Linked DNA regions of Homo sapiens: region 1 is linked to region 2. Evidence: chromatin loops called from intact Hi-C (ENCODE). Cell type or tissue: right lobe of liver. All regions are shown on one strand. Each heading gives the region's core, and the rest is flanking DNA. Links, peaks and the distances in the headings are about the cores only. Region 1 has its middle 69 kb from the start of TIMM21. Region 2 overlaps CYB5A (cytochrome b5 type A).

Region 1 (2,929 bases), core at 253-2,752, 65 kb after region 2:
GGAGTGTATACAGCACGGATGTGCTGGACAAAGGGTGATTCACATCCCGGGCAGGACAGAGCGGGATGGTGAGAGATTTCATCACACTACTCAGAATGGCGCACAATTTAACACTTGTGAATTATTGATTTCTGGACATTTTCATTTAATATTTTCAGACCATGATTGAATGCGGTTAACTAAAACCACAGATAAGGCGGATATAATATGGTGATAAACGCTGGGCGCGGTGGCTCACGCCTGTAATCCCAGCAGTTTGGGAGGCCGAGGCAGGCAGATCACGAGGTCAGGAGATCAAGACCATCCTGACTAACACGGGGAAACCCCGTCTCTACTAAAAATACAAAAAATTAGCCAGGCTCGGTGGCAGGTGCCTGTAGTCCCAGCTGCTCTGGAGACTGAGGCAGGAGAATGGCGTCAACCCGGGAGGAGGAGCTTGCAGTGAGCCAAGCTCACACCACTGCACTCCAGCCTGGGCGACAGAGCGAGACTCTGTCTCAAAAACAAAAACAAAAACAAAAAACTATATATATTATATATATATACTATATATATAGTATATATATAGTATATATTATATATATATACTATAGTATATATATAGTATATAGTATATATATATACTATAGTATATATATAGTATATAGTATATATATAATATATAGTATATATTATATATATACTATATATATTATATATATAGTATATATTATATATAGTATATATATTATATATATAGTATATATTATATATAGTATATATAGTATATATATAGTATATATTATATATACTATATATATATTATGTTTTTTTATATATATATACTATATATATTATATATAGTATATATAGTATATATATTATATATAGTATATATAGTATATATATACTATATACGGTATATATATAGTATATATATACTGTATATAGTATATATATACTGTATATAGTATATATAGTATATATATACTATATATACAGTATATATATAGTATATATATATGGTGATAAACTATCTACAAATACTCTTCAAGCAGATATTTTTGAAATTATGAATTTATTTCTTGGCTCTTAGTTTTCTAGCAATCTTTATTAAGGACTGTTAATCTAATTTGTTACTGCTTTACATGTATCACCTGGTTGAAGGAATACATCAGGAAAAAATGTACACATGACACATCATATTGACAAATTTTGGAGCTGTCAATCTCTAGAAGGTGTGATGATTGATCATTTACTCATTTATATACTCATTTGTCGAGTAAATATTGATGAGGTACTACTATGGGTTGAAATCTATGCTAATCACTAGAGATACAGAGTTGCAAGCACCAAGGCCAGGTGGAAGGCAGTTGCATGAAGAAAAGGCAATCAAGTGGGCCGTGTGCTATGGCAGAGGTTTGCACTAAATTCTAGAATAGCCCAGAATCAGAGGCTGATCCAAAAAAGAAGTAAATGCACTTAAAATGTCATATTTGAAACACAACATACTTTCTTTCTGAACGAGACCCAGAGTTATCCAAACTCAGATCTCTTCTCACATGAATTTTTCATTTGTAGTCCAGCATGTTACAATCTTAATTGATATTTGAAGCCATCTTGCAACACAGGTTTGACTGGTACAACCCTCAGCAGAGCTGACCTCATGGGACATTTTGGAAAGCGACAGGCTGTTGCCTCATAACTCTGAGGGTTGCGGGTGGCAGCACAGCTCTGCTTCTCCACACCCACCGTTTGCTGAAACAGAAGGGTTGCTGCTTGATTAGAAGTTGGTGGGCAGGTTTTAAATTTCGATTTTGCCTTTAAGTTACTGTGTGACCTTGGACAAGTCACATAACTTCTTTAGGCCCCGATGTATTCAACAGTAAAATATTGAACCGGTAACAAGCAACATTTTGTTGCACAAGAGCCAGTTTTAAGAGAACCAAGGTTGACAGATATCCCTTAAAAAAAGGAAAGAAATAGTAACTTGAAATCAGGGACATTTGTGACCTCTGCCTCCTGAAATTAGATAGTGGGTTGGAGTCAGACGGCTCATTTATAGGCAAGTTTATCTCTAAGACCCCTTACAGCTTTATAATTTTGGTTTGCACTATTTTAGCCTCGTGCAGTACTGAGGGTTGAATTTGACATCTCTTGGGATGCCACATGTGTCTTGAAAATGATACAAGGTTGCAGAGTTGTGTTAAATCTGTGATCCGTGCTTACCTTTGTGTGGTTCTCAGTACACCTGCTGGCACTCAGAGGGTTCTCAGGGATGGTGAGTGTGAGGGTGGTGGTGAGACTCCCAGCCCCCATTTCAAGTTTATACCCAGCCAGTCCACATCCATCTATTTTGTATATTAAAGGGACCCACTCTGTCCAGATCATCACATTGGGGTTGATGAACTTCTTATCTGACATAAATATTTGCTTGTTTGATTTTTCCGACATCACAGTTTTCTTTCTGCCTGTTGTTGACTCACATTCAGTACTTCTATTTACAAGTCACAAGAGTTTATTCCAACCATCATTCAAAGTCAAAAGAATCCACACAGGCCATAGCTAATTTTTTTGAGTGAAACTTCCTTTATGCATGTTGACTCTGGTTATCCTAACCCCACCCTACGGGCTGCTGGTCCTTGGAATTTTCTGCAATCAGATCTATTCCTCACTTGTCCCCTGCTCAGCTCTGTATCACCCGGGCTTCTTTGCAGCCTTCAATGCAGGCTTAATTTTTTAGACTCTCAGAACAGTTGGTTTGGCCATTGAGACAATGGCAGGAGGTTGGAGAGATGGGGAAGGGAGGAGCCAGGAGTTTCCCTCTGTTTTGTGTGGGGTCTCAGGCAGGGGCTGCATCTTCTCTGTGGTGCTAGCTTCTATCTGCCAGGCCTGCTCTGGTTCCCACCTTGACCGGATGGCCCTGCATCCTGGACCAGGAACCCCTTTT
Region 2 (2,929 bases), core at 160-2,659:
CCTCAAGTGATCCACTCGCCTCGGCCTCCCAAAGTGCTAAGATTACAGGTGTGAGCCACTGCGCCCGGCCTGTGCTTTTAATCTTCAAAACAACCCTATGGGGTCAGTGGTGATTGTGTCCTCCCTTTTAAAGGTAAGACGGTATGTCTTAGGGAGATTTTGCAGCTTGCTCAGCAAGTCCCACAGACGATAAGGAGCAAAGCCAGGGCTTCAGTCCAGGCTGCGGGCGCTGCGACCCAGTGTCTTCAGTGCTGAGTCTGTTGCTGAGGCTTGAGATCCAAGGAGTATTGATGAGAACCTAGCGTAGCTTTAAAAGCAAAAGTGCATCCCACTGATACAGAGTTGCTGTCATTTGCTGGAGACCTTGATCACTGGAGAGTTCTCTGGAGGAACCAGGGAGAAAGCAAAGGGAATTTGTGATGCAAATATCTGAACAAAGCCAAAACCCTTGGAAAGTTAATGGACAAAAATATGCCTTTCTTTCCATCTGTTGTCAGTTTACTATGTTGCCTTCTAGGAGGTGAAGGAAACAGCCATTCCTGTTTCTTGTAGAGGAATTTTTAAATAGAGGGAGTCGGGGTGGAGTCTTCACGGCCTCAGTTTGTTTGTGACCCAGATGCTGCTCTCACCTGGCAGGGGCTGAATCATCGGTGTGGTTTTGGTTCGGAAAGAGATTGTTTGCACGTGTAGTGGGTATGTGTGAGGAGGCATGTGTTGTTTGGTGAAAGGCATCTTAAATGACTGCCCTGGGAAGGATTGTTTAAATGGAAATCCGAGGAGGTTCCTGCTCTGATAAATCCCTCAGTGGGTCCCGCTCATCTCTCGCCCTCCCCTTCCGGGTCCATATCCCCTCTGCATGTGCCACGAGGTTGGTTGCAGGGTGGTTAGAATATCTTTCTCCTCCAAGCTGAGAGCAGATGCCCTGGTGTGGCCTCTCTTGTATCTTTGCCACCTCTCATGGTGGCCACTGGGCAGTCAGTTCTCAGGATTTCATTGGTTCCATCAAATGGGTGGTGGTTTTATGAGTTTTCAGCTTGAGTAATAAATGCTATTTATGGCATTGAAAAGTGTGATTTCTAGGAGAAGCACACAAAAAAAACTTGATCTTTTGGAAACAGATTGTCCTTTTTCTGTTCAGTTCCTTTCAATGGCTTCCTGTTGCATTTAGAATAAAATTGTATCTCTTTGCCCTGGTTTGGAAAGCTCTGAATGATCTGGTCCTTACCTACCTCCCCCACCTCAGCAAATAACACTGTGTCCTCCCTGCTAATGCCCACACCTGATCACATTGACCCTTTCTCTTTGTTTCTCAAACAAGCCAAACTTGTTTTTACCTTGAAACCTTTGCCCTGGTTTCCCCTGTGTCAGGCTTGGCCCTGTTCAGGTCTCAGCATGGTGTCCCATCCCGTTTTGTGCCTCTGCTAGCAGTTAGACCCTCCCGGCTGTGATATGCTGCTTTTTCCACGCGATGAGGGCTCCTGCCTGCCCGCCTGCTGTGCACCTGGCCCATGTCCGGTGCCAGGAAGTCACTCTTCCGGGGATGGAAGAGGAGAGCCTGGTGGAGGAACAGATACGAGCCCCTGCTCTGTGACTATCTTATTTTTTTCCCCCTTTTTCCATACACAGTGCATACTAGTGTGATCCCTTCTTACTCTGTGGCCCTTGTCCGGTGCCAGAAAGTAACTTCCCAGGATGGAAGAGGAGAGCCTGGTGGAGAAACAGACACAAGTCCCTGCTCTGTGACTATCTTATTTTACCCCCTTTTTCCACACACGGCACATGCTAGTGTGATCTCTTCTTACTCTGTAGGCCTTGGCCTGGGATTTTGTCCCTGAGGATTGCACAGTTAGAAACTAGTGGGACTGTATTGTGAAAGTCTGGATTGTGACATAGTCTCAGAGCATGGAACACAAGAATGGCATCGAGGGAGGCTCCCAGGCAGTCAGTAGAAGGGAAGAGGAGAATTAAAGGTGAGGGGAGCACTTTGGTCTGCATTTTCCAGTCTCTTCCTGCCCAGAGCCCGGGCCTCCACCTGTGCCTGAGATCCTGTTCCCCTTCCCACTCACAGACATTCCCTAAGCCACCCGATGTTCCCCAGTATAAACCAGGCCCCTCCAGGCCACACCCTGCTGGGTTATTCTCATCAGTGTTCCTGCTGTTTTCTCCTTTCCTGCAAAACACACACACACACACACACACCCTCCTCTCCTGCAAAAACACACATATTCCCTTCTCCCCTGAAACACACACATACACACACACACACACACACACACAGCCTCCCTTGACTCTTCTGCCCCCTCCAGGATTTCCTCATTTTTCTGCTCCCCTGAATAGTAGAAGCCTCTGAAAGGGTTGTTAAGCCTGGTCTCCAATCCACCTCCTCCATTCCCTTTTAAACCACACCTGTTCACCACAGCTTCTCTTGCCAAGGTCTCCCAGGGTGCCTTGTGTCAGCTCTCAGTTCTCCAACACAGTGGCTCAGCAGACTCTGACATAGATGCTCACCCTCCTGGGTTGCCATCCTCTCCTGGTTCCCTCCTCCCTCCACCTCCTGTCTCCTTTTCCCACTTCTCTTCTGTCCGACCTCCTTATTGGAGGGCCCCCCTGGGGCCTGGGCTTTTCCGCTTTGGCAGGCTCACACAGTAGCATGGCTTTAATGTGCTAATGAATCCTGGATTGTCACATCCTGGCCAGAAAGACCTCTGTCCTGAACTGGCTCTTGTATCCCTGAGGCTACATCACAGTTAGATGTCCAGTAGGCTTCTCACCCTAACGTGGGAAACACACCTGCTCCCTCTGCATGTCCCCATCTCAGCAGATGGCAGTTCCATTCTCCCAGCTGCTCAGGCCAAAAGCCTGGGGGTTGTGCTCCTCTCTTCTCTTGCTCTCATACCCACATCCAGTCCACCAGGACATTCTGTGGGCC

What was found. A loop is a pair of places that touch in the nucleus more often than their neighbours do. Peaks named below come from ENCODE experiments on the same cell type or tissue, not always from the same donor. Only the 100,000 strongest peaks of a DNase experiment are listed, where the experiment ranks them.
Region 1: it touches region 2 in a loop (2.7-fold over the local background); 2 of 110 quality-filtered maps call a loop at or near these places.

Annotation. Positions count from the first base shown.
Region 1 is chr18:74,216,381-74,219,309 of GRCh38, reverse strand. No RefSeq gene overlaps it. Among named protein-coding and RNA genes, the nearest start is that of TIMM21, 69 kb to the right of the region's middle. In right lobe of liver, for the core only: no CTCF peak of the experiment used is centred there; DNase peaks (open chromatin) are centred at 369 and 1,669; H3K27ac peaks cover 1,977 bases.
Region 2 is chr18:74,281,092-74,284,020 of GRCh38, reverse strand. All of the region lies in intron 1 of CYB5A (cytochrome b5 type A), which reads left to right. Among named protein-coding and RNA genes, the nearest start is that of CYB5A, 9.4 kb to the left of the region's middle. RefSeq lists an enhancer at 2,415-2,929. In right lobe of liver, for the core only: no CTCF peak of the experiment used is centred there; DNase peaks (open chromatin) are centred at 1,290 and 1,830; H3K4me3 peaks cover 1,440 bases; H3K27ac peaks cover 2,500 bases.